Regions from separate parts of the Homo sapiens genome. Here region 2 is linked to region 1. The links are chromatin contacts, found by Hi-C or POLR2A ChIA-PET in ENCODE. All regions are on one chromosome and are shown on one strand. The core of a region is the stretch at or near the end of the contact, and the rest is flanking DNA. Distances in the headings are between cores, read along the strand shown. Region 1 holds the start of MRPL1 (mitochondrial ribosomal protein L1). Region 2 holds the start of ANTXR2 (ANTXR cell adhesion molecule 2).

The links. A loop is a pair of places that touch in the nucleus more often than their neighbours do. ChIA-PET counts read pairs that join two places held with the same protein, here RNA polymerase II (POLR2A). Pooled maps may share reads with other maps.
Region 2: a pooled map shows a loop between it and region 1 (8-fold over the local background). The contact joins the promoter of ANTXR2 here to the promoter of MRPL1 in region 1. A Hi-C loop is called at or near these places in 1 of 168 maps with a recorded cell type or tissue (CD8-positive, alpha-beta T cell) and 11 of 50 pooled maps. POLR2A ChIA-PET finds 5 or more read pairs at or near these places in 1 of 52 experiments (activated T-cell).

What each region holds. Positions count from the first base shown.
Region 1 is chr4:77,858,703-77,865,562 of GRCh38, reverse strand. MRPL1 (mitochondrial ribosomal protein L1) reads right to left here and starts at 2,733. Exons shown (of 9, transcript NM_020236.4): 1 at 2,684-2,733. The coding sequence starts at 2,714. RefSeq lists enhancers at 2,186-2,285, 2,646-3,045 and a silencer at 4,530-4,745.
Region 2 is chr4:80,070,094-80,076,953 of GRCh38, reverse strand. It overlaps ANTXR2 (ANTXR cell adhesion molecule 2), which reads left to right and starts at 3,725. Exons shown (of 17, transcript NM_058172.6): 1 at 3,725-4,545; 2 at 5,300-5,371. The coding sequence starts at 4,394. RefSeq lists enhancers at 1-605, 3,376-3,655, 3,986-4,095 and a silencer at 4,276-4,435.

The DNA.
Region 1 (6,860 bases), core at 1,484-3,983:
GAGATCTCATCTCTACCAAAAAAAAAATTAGCTGGTCATAGTGGGCCCCAGAGGTCAAGGCTGCAGTGAGCCGTGACCGGGCCACTGCACTCTAGCCTGGCCAACACAGTGAGATCCTGTCTCAAAAAAAAAAAAGAGTCAAGGATATTCTGAGGTTTTGGCCTGGACAAATGAAGGATGGAATTGCCTTCAAATGAGAAGAAAAAGACTGCAGGCTATGACAATGAATTTGATTTTAAACAACTGCAAGGTGCTGATATGCTATCAAAGTGGAGATGTAGAATACTCAGATGAGTATAAGAATCTAAAGTTCAGAAGAGTGATCCCAACTGTAGATATAAATTTGATAACCATTAAGGTATAGACAATAATCGGCTGGGCATGGTGGCTCATGCCTGTAATCCCAGCACTTTGGGAGGCAGAGGTGAGTGGATCACTTGAGATCAGGAGTTCGAGACCAGCCTGGCCAACATGGTGAAACCCCACCTCTACTAAAAATACAAAAATTAGCCGGGCATGGTGGCACGCGCCTGTAATCCCAGCTACTTGGGAGGCTGAGGCACAAGAATTGCTTGAACCCGGGAGGCAGAGGTTGCATGAGCCAAGATCGTGCCACTGCACTCCAGCCTGGGTGACAGAGCAAGATTCCTTCTCAAAAAAAAAAAAAAAAAAGATATACACAATAATTGGCCATCCATTTCTCCAACAGCCAGGAAGAATGCTGGTATTGAGGCTAATACCTAAAAAGAACAGTAGCTACCGTGGCTTCCAGTGCTTTAATGAACCTCCGATGTGGGGCCTTCTGGCAAAACATTTGCAATTTCATATTGTTGAAGCATTCATTGTATCCCTGGGGGTTTTCGCTATGTTCGCGGTGGCTGAGCCAAGAAAGAAGGCATGTGTCGACTCCTACAGAAATGATGATTCCATAAAAGATTTTGAGGAGATGAGGAAAACGTATATTTCAGAGCACAAAGTGATTTTGCAATATAAAGAATTTCTTTGGGTTGAATTACCTAAAAGTTTGTCACTGACCTGTGTTCTTGAACTATGAAATGTGAAAGTTTCTCCTGATAAGTAAACAATTAAAAAAATAAAAAAGATAGACAATAATCAAAGCCACAAACTTTGGATGAGCTAACCAAGGAGTGAATTTAGATACAGAAGAGATGAGAATGAAGGATGGAACCCTGGCTTCCAGAACACTCCAAAGTAAAGAGGCTGGGGAGAGGAAGAGGAACCAGCCAAGTAATGTGAGAAAAAATGACACATGAAATAGGAAGACAATTAACAGAGAGATATCCTAGAAGCCAAGAGAAGAAAATGTGACAAGAAAATTATAATATTCAGGTATTTTTGGTTTCTTTGGATTTGTGTAACATAACGATTTCTGTCATACATGAAGATGCCTTCAACCTCCTTTCAGAAATAATATACATTTTGGTTTGCTCACAAAGTAGGCATCAGGGTCTGTTGTTATCTCTTGTCACCCCTAATTTTTGAGCAATAACTCTCTTGACACAGTTTTCCTAAAAAGAAACTCAAAAAAAAAAAAAAAAAAACTGTGATGCAGTGTTAAATATACATGTATCACTGACCTAGGATTGCAAGCTTCAGTACTTCCTCTGCCATTTACTAGTTATATGAACTTGGCCACATATCTAATAAGTTCAGTTTCTTCCTCTGTAAAATGGGGGTAATGCTGGCTACTGCTTCTACCTAAAGACCTACCTAAATTAAACAATATATATCACTGGACTTCAAAAACACAAAATAAAAGCAAAAAGCGTTGCACAGGCCGGGCGCAGTGCCTCACGCCTGTAATCCCAGCACTTTGAGAGGCCGAGGAGGGCGGATCACCTGCGATTAGGAGTGCAAGACTAGCCTGGTCAACATGGTGAAACCCTGTCTCTACTACAAATACAAAAATTAGCCAGGCATGGTGGCACACGCCTGTAGTCTCTGCTACTCGGGAGGCCGAGGCAGGAGAATCGCTTGAACCTGGGAGACGGAGGTTGCAGTGAGCTGAGATCGCACCACAGCACTCCCAGCCTGGGTGGCAGAGCGAGACTGCCGTCTCAAAAAAAAAAAAAAAAAAAAATTGTTGCACAAGAAAGGGCTGTCATCGTAGACAAAAAGTTGAAATTATTAAGATGAAAAGAGGCGCTACCAAGAGGTACTACAGAATTAGCCCCCTCAAATGATAAACGTTGATCCAAATTAGACCACCTATGGAAGTTTAAGAACTGGAATCGCCTATAACGAAGTAATTCCGAAAGCACCAAAAAGCACTTTGAAAATTGCTCTAATTTACAGACTTAAGCCACTCAAATACATCATCTTTCCCTTATCAGAACTCACCTCACTTATCACACTCCACTACCCGCAGCCCACACCCCAGTATCAGAGACGACCCAGTCCTTGCCATGCCCATAGGTGGCTGGAGGGCGCTCGATGTACGTCCCGCTCCCACTCCCTCCCTCAGGGTGGACGTCTCCAGAATGGAGTGAAACCCTTCATAAGGTCACTTTTAAGTAGTAATGACCCACCCTCTGAAAAACCTAGAGACCAGAAACAGCACGAGGCATTTTCAGCACCCAGAGCAGAATCCGCCTTGCACTCTGCTGCAACCAGAGACTCGGTGCCAGAGCCATTTCCCCTGCAAGACAACCCCTCGCCTTACCTCTACCCATGCACCTTACGGCCGCCGCCATGTTGGGCACTCCGGATTGCGTTCACGAAATTGTTCCTACGTTTCTACTGGGAAGAATTAAAAAAAGGTTCCGTTCTAGAATCCGCAAAGAGGGAAGGAGTTAAAAAGAGAAAGAGGAACGGGGCGGGGACCAAAATGAGCTTTGCTGCCGGCGTGGCGGTGTTACTGTTAGTCCTCCGTGTTGCCCAGGACCCTGTGTGTTTCGTGGTTCCGGTATGGCTGGTTAACCACCTTCGGGAAAATACGATCCTGTTGGCGATGCTGTGATTATTTTAATCCTTCCTTCTTATTCTTTTTCTTTTTTGATCCTGCAAGTGTACTCAGAGCGACAATTTTAACAGGCTGTGAGAGTACTTAATACCCAACGTAAAATCTTGAAAAACAGGAACCCTGAAACCCACTAGCTTCCTCCGCCACTTTTCCGGCCTTGGAAAGACTTATTTTAAAAATTCTCTAGGCGTTTTCGCCGCTACCCGAGGGAGGTGTCCAACTCACTGACAAACTTTTTTTGCTAATTGTCAAACTTTCTGTCAGCGCAAGATCAACCTTAGCTTTAAAATCTTAAATTAATCTCTACATTTACCCCCTGCTGGCAAGCGAGTAGACTTACCATTAGGATCAATTGAATAATAATACTTGACATTTATAAAACATTTCTAGTTTTAAAATGGCAGCTCCAAGACCCACGCACAAGTTATTCTGATAGGAAAAAAAAACAAAAACAAAACAGAATGAGTGTACTTTCCATTACGTCACAGCTGTCGGTGTGGTTTATCTAAAACAAATCTGATTACGGATTTTATCACTTCCCAGCTTACCTCCCCCACAACACACACACACACACACACACACACACACACACACACACGTTTCTCACCTCCATAACTTGGTTCATTCTATCTTCTCTGCTTCGTGTGTACCGTACCCTACATCACCTAGGTAACTTTTTAAAGATTTCGCCTCAGGCTGTGTTTCTTTTAAACAGTTTTGAGATATAATTTACATAGCATACAATCTACCAATTTAAATTGTACAATTAAATGGTTTTTAGTGTACTCAAAGAGTTGTGCAGCCATCACCACAATATATCAGTTCTTGTCACCAGTCTGAGCTTTTTATGGGTAGAAACCATCTTACTCATTTTTGTAACCTCAGCACATACTTCAGTGCCAGGCCCATAGGAGGCTCTCAGTAAATGTTTGCTGAATAAATGAATATATGCATACATGAATTAGTGACTCAATTAGAATGGCAAGCCTGCAAAATTAACTTGCTTCAATGAAGCTGCCCACAGGCAGATGAACTGGATCAAAGGCATTTCCCAGATGCTTTATTCATATTTATACATAGTACTCATCTACATGAAAAAATAAGATTTCTAATGTATTGCCTTGTCTTGTTAACACCTAAGCAGTTACTTCAAAGATTCTATAACAATTTGTGACTTATGCAAAAAAATCGAAGAACTTAAATCTATCTTTGTAAACTTTTCCTTCTCTCCCTCGCTCCCTCTCATCCTCCCTTCTTTTCACAAATATATGAGTGCCTGCCATGTGTCAAGCAGTGTACTTGGCTATGCATAAATGAAAAAAACTAATTCAATTTGAGAGTAAGTACCAGAATTGGAGCAAGTTTACCCAGTCAATTTCAGAGAAAAACAAACACTCAGATTAGAGGTGCTGGTCCTTAGACCCTATATCTGTTTCCTTTCCACAGTCCACAGCTGGGGTCAGTTGGCCCCCATCTGTGGACTTTTTTTTCCCCCTCTCAAGACAGGATCTCACTCTGACACCCAAGCTGGAGTGCAGTGACAAGATCATAGCTCATTGCAGCCTTCACCTGCTGGGCTCAAGTGATCCTCATGTCTCAGCCTCCCAAGGGGCTGGGACTACAGGCACACACCACCACACCTGGCTAACTTATTTTTATTTTTCTTTATAGACAGCGGGGAGTGTGGGGTGTCTTTCTTTTTTGCCCAGGCTGGTCTCAAACTCCTGGCTTCAAGCAATCCCAAAGTGCTGGGATTACAGGTGTGAACCAACACGGCAGGCCCCATTTATGGACTTTTTTATGTCTACTGTTCTAACAAGAGAGTTTAAACATCCTATATTGAAACTATTACCATATAGTATGCTTACATACCATATAGTATGCTTATAGTGGTAGCCTAATTAAAGTAATGTCCTGTACAGGTACAGCTTACCTGTTGCCCACTCTGGTCACCAGAACTCGATGGCATTAGGTAGGATCCAGATTCCAGTTTTGTATATAACAATACATAAAGAGATTCCTTAGCCTGAGACTTTATTTTTATTTTTTTGAGACGAAGTCTCACTCTTTCGCCCAGGCTGGGGTGCAGTGGTGTGATCTCGGGCTCACTGCAAGCTCCGCCTCCCAGGTTCACGCCATTCTCCTGCTTCAGCCTCCCGAGTAGCTGGGACTACAGGCGCCCACCACCATGCACGGCTAATTTTTTATATTTTTAGTAGAGACGGGGTTTCACCGTGTTAGCCAGGATGGTCTCAGTCTCCTGACCTCGTGATCCACCCGCCTCGGCCTCCCAGAGTGCCGGGATTACAGGCGTGAGCCACCGCTCCCGGCCTTAGCCTGAGACTTTATAAAAACAACAAAAGGACTTTATAAAAACTACAAAAATCCATACTCTGAAATGGGAACTCCAAGACTGTAAATATTTAGTACATAATGAGTTTCTTCTCACTAAAAAGAGGTAATAGAGCAGGAATATCCAATCTTTTAGACCACACATAAAATACACTAATGATAGCTGATGAACTTAAAAAAAAAATCATCAAAAAATCTCATAATGTTTTAAGAAAGTTTACAAATTTGTGTTGGGCCGCATTCAAAGTCATACTGGGCTGCATGTGGCTGGCAGGCTGTGGGTTGGATAAGCTTGTAATAGAGCATTTTGGTTAAGCAGCTGTGCCCTGGAGCCAAACTGCCTAGGTTTGAATTCCAGTATTATCACTTAGTAGTTGTGTGACCTGGGGCAAATTTATATACCTCTCTGGGCCTTGGTTTCCCTGATATGGGGCTAATAATAAAATAATTTACTGAGGTGCTTACTGAAGTACTTGGCACAGAGTAAGCACTCAAAAAATATTAAGTGTCATTATTAAAGAACCAGTGAGAGCTCTGAACCAGAAAGGCAAAATGAATAAGCTGTTCTAGTACTCCTTCTTCCAATATCTGCTTATTTCTTAACATGATCCATGCTGTTGTTATTCCCACATGTATAAGGATGTCACTTTCTTTATATTAGAACTTTTATATGTATTTGCAGAAGGTCTTTAGACTGTATTATGGACTTAAAATTCACTTTAAAATGCAACTTTTGATTTCTAGGAAGATTTATACTTTCCAGGAGTCTTGGCAAAATGCCAGCTGCCAGCCTGCTTGGCTAATTTCCCTGGGAAAAGCTAATAAATATTTGTCTAGCCCTGTAACTTACTTGATCTGTGTTCTCTGCCTTCTTCAGCCATCTTCCAGTTGAGTTGGAAACTTCTTTGCAAGAAGTGTCACTTCCCTTTGGGGTTCAAGTTGAAAATGGATTCTCGGCCGGGCGTGGTGGCTCACGCCTGTAATCCCAGCATTTGGTAGGCCGAGGCGGGTGGATCACCTGACGTCAGGAGTTCGGGACTAGCCTGACCGACATGGAGAAACCCTGTCTCTACTAAAAAAATACAAAATTAGCCAGGCGTGGTGGTGCATGACTGTAATCCCAGCTACATGGGAGGCTGAGGCAGGAGAATCGCTTGAACCCAGGGGGCAGAGGTTGCCGTGAGCCAAGATCGCGCCATTGCACTCCAGCCTGGGCAACAAGAGTGAAACTCCATCTCAAAATAAAAAGAAAAAAGAAAATGGATTCTCTTATTAGACAAAAATAAGGAACTCCAAGACATTTCCTATTTCAGTAATGTGCATCAGAATCACTCAGAAGGCTTGTTAAACTCAGGTTGCTGGGCCCCACCCCCAGAGCTTCTGATCCAGTAGGTCTGAGATGGGGCCTGTGAGTATAATAAATTCTCAGGAGATACTGATTTACTGGCCCAGTGACCGTACTTTCAAAACTACTCCCTATGTAATACCATGAAATATTTGCATTTATACCCAATGTTAACTTGGG
Region 2 (6,860 bases), core at 2,476-4,975, 2.2 Mb before region 1:
CATGGCTTGGAGAGATTTTCATGTCTGCTTTTGCTTTCATCTTCCCTCATTATTGCTTAGGAAAAGAATGACCAACAGTTTTGCTTGCCAGGAACTATCCCAGGGACTGCCCTAGTTTTAGCATGGAAAGTCCCATGTCCATGAGACTGAAGACACCCCTCAGTCTGTGACAAATTAGGACACTTGGCTGCCCCAGTAATTAATGATCTTCTGATTAATTTTTATTAAATGAAAGTGATTTGATTAGTTATTGGTCTGAGGCCATTTTTTGCTTTGCTGTAGATCTTACATGAGCAAGTCAGTGAGATGCAAAATGCTCCAGGACTGGGATGAATTCTTTACCCAAGCAAACAGATAAACAAAAAAGTGCTACTATTTTTCTGGTATGTCAATATTCTCTGCCAGCCTTGTACTCAAGAAAGAAGAACTGAGTGGGAGTACTCTCAGAAGGCCTGGAAATTTTGAGGAAGAATGAGTTTTAAATTGAGGTATTTTGCTTTAGTTTGAACCTAGGACAAGATGGATTCTTAGACCAGTTTGGGAAGTCCCAGAAGATGAGCAGGTAATTAGTCAAGACTAGGGATAAAGGAAACCAACAAATGTGAGTTTAAAATACTTCCTTAGGAGGACAGAGTACATGGTTAGTATCATGTCTCATATTTCTTTGCCTTCTGTCTCCTTCTAACATGAAACCAATTGTCACTTTTTTGGGGGGATACATTTTTTCCCCAGATTTTATTCAATAACATGCTGATGTGGCATATAATATCTTTGATTCTGTCTTAAGATTAAAGTTGAAAATGGAAACCAGTTTCAACCAGCAATGAATACAAAACCTTGAAAGATGAACAAGCTGTTGATACAAATTTCCTGAAAATGTCAGCCTGTTTCAGTTCTCTTATGGGAAGTCAGGGAGATTTATGTATTCAGGTTGGACCAAAATGTGAAATGAGAAGTGGCAACACATACCTGGAGACTGGAGGGCTGCAGAAGTAATCAGTATTTTAGAACCTCAAGAAAAGATGAAGCCAAGGAGGACAGAATTAAGGTGCTTTAAGGACTTTCTTAATTAGTCTCAGGACTAATTAAGGACTTGCTTCTAGTGCTTAATTATTTGAAAATTATGAAGGCTGTATGTTTCCTTCTTACAAAAGTAAAAGTTATCTTCCATCTAGCTAGCCCCTTGCCCCTCAGTATCTTCCTCACTCCATCAGGTAAAAAGTGGCAGATTGATGCAGTTGATAGTGGTGGAATTTCCATCCCCAAGTGACCAGTTGGCAAAGAGTGAGAAGGGATGTTAGCCACCCTCCATTCAATGTTTGACATTTGTAATGAGCATATTTTCAAAATGGAGGTCTGCCGGTATATATTGAAGTTTTCATCCATTCATAATTCTCAGGTTAGTTGCTATAGTGATGATGGTCCAAGGTACCATTTTATTTTGCCTTTGTTAAAATAGAGATGATAAGACTGACAGAATGTACTCTGTGTTCATAAGACACCAAATTATAAACAAGACCTAAGACCATGCCAGGCAAAGGTCAAGTCACACACTCCTACACTTAAAAAATAAACTATATTCTAACTGCCAAAAGGGTTTTCTTTTTCTCTAGCATCTAAACAAACACTGGCCTCCAGATAAGCAATATTGAAACAATTGCATCTTACTGACTGCAAGACACTAACTAATTAATCCTCCACCCCTACCCCTGTTCCACAAGCCATAACTACAGCTCTGACTGGACAAGAGACTGATTTTAATAACTCTCCTGATAAGAGACCACTGACCATAGACTGGTTCTGGCTGGTTTACAGAGGCTGTGGCACTGAGTGCCTTCATGTCTTCTGTTTCACCTTTTGACATATAGGGCCTAATTATAATACATTTAATTGTTAAGTCTCCACCTCAAAGTGAACATGAGACATATGCAACTTGCATGTTTGCTTACTATTCATGTTTGCTTACTAAACATGCATGTTGCATATGTCCCATGTTCACTTTGATGTGGAAACTTAACCCACCTGCTTCAGAAATATGCATAGTTCATGTACCCCTTGCTTCAGAAATATTCATAGTTCCTCCTATAACCTGTTGAATATGTATACTTGGCCAACTCATTTAGCATAAATTCCTGTTCCACCCTTTCCTCCCTCAAAGTGCCTGCTTTTTGTCTCTGCCAGAGGCTACACTTCCCAGCCTGTCAAGATGTCCAGCCTGCAGCTGTAACCCTTTATAAGAAATGAAGTTCTCCTTTCCAAATTTATGAACCTCAGGATTGTTTGTCAACATGTTGCTACTGCAATAGTCTCCTAACTGCTCTCCCTGTTGTCACTGTTGCTAACTCCAAATTCATTGTCTCATTGCAGCCAGAATGATCTTTGAAAAACACAGATCATATCAATTCATCTGCCACTCCACTCCTGGGCTTAAACCCCTCTAATAACCTCCTGTCACACTCAATATTAAATATCTGAATTCCTTATCTCAGTAAACAAAGCATCACATAATCTGGCCCTTGCCTATTTGTCTTACATCATCTTACCTGCAAAGCTCCAGCTACACAGTTTTTTTTTTTTCTTTTTTGAATATGCTAAGCTAATGTCTATGGACCTTTGCAGTAACTCCAAATGTTTCCCCTTAGAGCTCTTGGAATGACTGGGTCTTTTTTGTTAGTCACTGAGTCTGTCATTCTTTATCATCACAATATTTTAAATTTCTACAGGCCACCTTTCCAATATGGACATTTTTTTTCCTTGCTTATGTATTTATTTCTTATTGTCTGTTTTCACTCTTCAGCCAGACTGTCAGCTTCATGAAAGCAAGGGCTTGTTATCTTGTTCTGTGCACTAACCTCCACTTCTGGAACAGTGCCTAGCAAATAATAGGCACTCAATGAATCTTTGTTAAAGTAACTAATTTTTATCTTCAAAGAGCTGACATATCTGGTTGTATATCAAATATAATAAATGAAAAGTTAAATACATATGGCAACAAACAGAAGAGATGTATATGTAAGTACTACATAAAGCATTGATTTTGTTAAAAATGAAAAGGTATTTAGGTTCTAAAAGCCAGTTTTGACTAAGGGAGGGCGGAAGTCACGGAGGTGGGGGGAAGAGAGAGGAGGGAGAGCAGAACTAGTAGACAGAGGATTTGTGCACAAACTTGAGTGCTTGCACAAGTTTTGCAAAGGAGACCTAGCTTGCCCAAAGCTGAAATTCTCCAAAACTGGAGCTTGCAGGGAAATGACAGTGGGCTGAAATATTTTGAGGTACAACTTTCCACTCCCAAAGAGGCCTGCTATCCCCTCCCACTCCCCACTCCGGCCTTTCCTTGGCTTGGCTTTTTTTAAAGAAAAAAAAAAAAAAAACTAAGCAGGTTTCTTTAGAAGAAAAAGAGGAAGTTCATAAAGAGTGTTTGTGGTAGTAGGGGTGGGGTGGAGTGAGGAGTGAGGAGGCCGTCACCTCCCATGGAATCCTTAGTCTTGGGTTTGTGAACCACGCATGGGGGCTGTTTTAGCACAGCTGCTAAAATAGGCCAGGCCTGCAGGACATACGGGTATGTTTAGTTTCTAGATAACTTTTGTTTTTCTAAACTCCTTCTTCCCTTTCCCAAATCTGGCAAGCGTTAGTCATCTTCAACTCGGCAGGAACCCACAAGTGTGCATGTGTGGCTCGGAGGCTTCAGCTGGGGCCCCGCCCTCGTCCCCAGGCGCACACTGACACACGCAGCCCAGACCCGGCCCGAGCGGGCTCCTGCCCTCGGCGTGGCTTCTCTCCAGCCGGGAGTCCCAGGGCCAGCTAGCCTCCTCCCCTAAAGGGGACGGCCTGTCAGCGCAGTGCCAGAGTCCAGCACCGGGAGGAAAGTTTCGGAGTGCGGAGGGAGTTGGGGCCGCCGGAGGAGAAGAGTCTCCACTCCTAGTTTGTTCTGCCGTCGCCGCGTCCCAGGGACCCCTTGTCCCGAAGCGCACGGCAGCGGGGGGGACTTCAGCCCTCCAGGCGGGGTGGGTTCCAGGTCCGGGTCCGAGGCGGGCGCTGGAGGCTCGGCCCCAGGCCGGAGAGGAACTCCTTTCGCGAGCTGTCGCCGTGGGCCCGCATTGTCTGCAGGAACTCTCCGGAATCGGGAGGGGGAGGACTGGATCGCGCTTCCACTGGGATTCGTCAAGAGTTCCGGCGGCAGCTGCGGCGGTGGCGGAGACTCCCTTTGTCCTCTCAGGACCTCCCTCTCTCCCTCCCTGTCAGCTGGTGGGTCCCGCTGCCGCAGGCGCCGGCGTCTCAGCTGCTCGCCGCCCCCCACCCCAGAGTGCGTGCCGGGTGACTCCCGCCACCTTTGCGACCCTCCTGAGCTTAGGGGACTGCGAGCGGGAGGGAGTCTCAGGCCCCCGGCCGCAGGATGGTGGCGGAGCGGTCCCCGGCCCGCAGCCCCGGGAGCTGGCTGTTCCCCGGGCTGTGGCTGTTGGTGCTCAGCGGTCCCGGGGGGCTGCTGCGCGCCCAGGAGCAGCCCTCCTGCAGAAGAGCCTTTGATCTCTACTTCGTCCTGGACAAGTGAGTGTGCGAGGGAGGTCCAGGGTCTCCTGGTGAGGGCGGCACTGGATCAGCTGGGGCTGAGGCTGAGATGCGTGTGCGCACCCCGGGGAGTGGTGTTGGAAACCCGCGGAGGGGTGCCCTGTTGCTGTCTTCTTTCAAAGGGCAAGCGCGTTCGGATCTGTGTGGGCGGAGATCAGCCGGGTCGGGGGTAGTGATTGGAGCCCCGGGCTACTTGGCTCTTTGGGGAGTTGGGGTATTCACTGTTTGCCAGTCTTTTGGCCTCTTGGGAAATGGGAGTGTGGCCTCTTGCGGGCCACGCTCCATCGGCCACAGAGTCCTTACCCACCTCCTCGACCCTGCTCGTACGCAGGCTAAAGTTTGCCTGGTTTTATCCTAATCATAGCGCTTTCATTGGAGCCAGGAAAAGCCTAGGGTTAACATGCCCAATGTGGTTTGCATTTCCTGCGAAGAAAGGCTTTTGTGTTTACTCTGAAGAGCTGGGTTCCACTCTAAACAATTAGGCAGGTATTTACCCACCCCAGAAAACGGGCTGACTTCTTCTTCTTCTTTTTTTTTTTGACGGAGTCTTGCTCTGGGACTGACTTCTTTAACTCTGGGTACCACCAAAGTTTCAGCTACAGATACCCTTACTTAGCTTGAAAAAGAGGCCAGGTGCCCCTATGTTCGTGGCATTGAAGAAGGAACCATTTCAAAATGTTTACTTTTCAGTTCCGTGTTTTGTTTCTCTGATCAGTTCAATTTCATCTTTCAGGTCTGGGAGTGTGGCAAATAACTGGATTGAAATTTATAATTTCGTACAGCAACTTGCGGAGAGATTTGTGAGGTATCTTTCTTACTTTACTTTTCTAGGCAGTGGAGAAGTAGAGCAAAGTGTAGAATTTCCCTTTTCTGAAACCTTTTATAGGAAAAACTTTTCCTGAAATGTTACTTTTAAGTGCCTCAAGGTCGTATTGCACACATGCTGTTATTAGGACAGCCCTTCAGTCCTTGAGGGCTTATTTCATCTGGATCCCAGAAACTTGGCTCAGACTCTGGGGAAGCATCTTCAAATACTATTCCAAATGTCTTTTTCTTTCCGAATTTTCATCTGTTTTGAATTTCAGTTATGCTTTCTCATAATTTATCACATTAAAAAAATAAATTTTATGCGAATAGTATCCATAATATATTTTTCTTTCCACACATTTCTTAGCATTATAGAGGCCCTCATTAAAACAAACAAAAAGTGTTGGAAAACTTCAAATGAACATGTGTTAATAACCCGCTACCAGAAAAGGCACTTGTGTGTGTGTTTAAAGCAACGACTTGTGTTTACACAATGTGTGGGTGTGTGGTTGGTTTAAAATTTAACTGTTCTATATATGCAATAAGCATCACCAGGAAAGACTGGTTTCCTCTCCTATAAAAAGCATTACTGGTATGAAATCCAGCTTACTCTCTTATTTAGAGGTAACTAGGAATTAGTGGCATCTCCTATTTAAAAATAACCTCAGGACACTAGGCTTTTGAGGCTTTTTTTTTCCTTCTTTTTTTTTTAAAGAAAAAATGCAATGAGCAAACACAAGTTTATCAAGATAATGGAAAGGACATGAATAGGAACTGTATCATTAAATATTGCTTCTTTCAGTCTTGTTAGCCCAAATGTTTTCTGTAAAACAGGCTTGGATGATCAAAACATTTTGAAAGTCATGTTGCAAGTAACTTCAAACAATCTGTAGAGGCCTAGGCAATCCTTGCTTTCAGTTATTGGCAGCAGTAAAGTTATCCCTATAAAAATGTATGCCTGTCCATGTTCAATCATCAGTCCCTTGCTTAAGAAGCCAAGTTTAACACTCATTTCTGGACAGGGTCTGAGGTAAAACTGTCTAGGAAAGAAAAACAAACAAGATCCTATGTCCCTAAATGTCAAAGGCAGAACAGACAGTTGTTTATAAATTTTCTAATTTAATCCTTCAATGTGAAAAGGGTGTCATGTAGATTTTGATCAAAAGCAATGAATCACATCACTACAACATTTTAAAGAAGCAAGCTCTTATCTTAACTCATTGATCTGGTTTTTAAGTTGGAATTCTATAATACACAGTTGTCTGGCTCAAGCCTAGTTGCTCAATTACTAACAATACATTGTAGGAAGTGAATAAGGGGTGACTAATGAAGAGACTGACTTTTAAAATATGTATAAGCCTTTGAGAGGATTCTGATTTTCAGTTTATAGATTCTAGTTTCATATCTTCAGTTTTGAATCTTAGTAGTAGTTGCAGAGAGTGTCCGAGAAGCAAGAACCGTTCTGTGAGAGACATGCCTAAAACTTG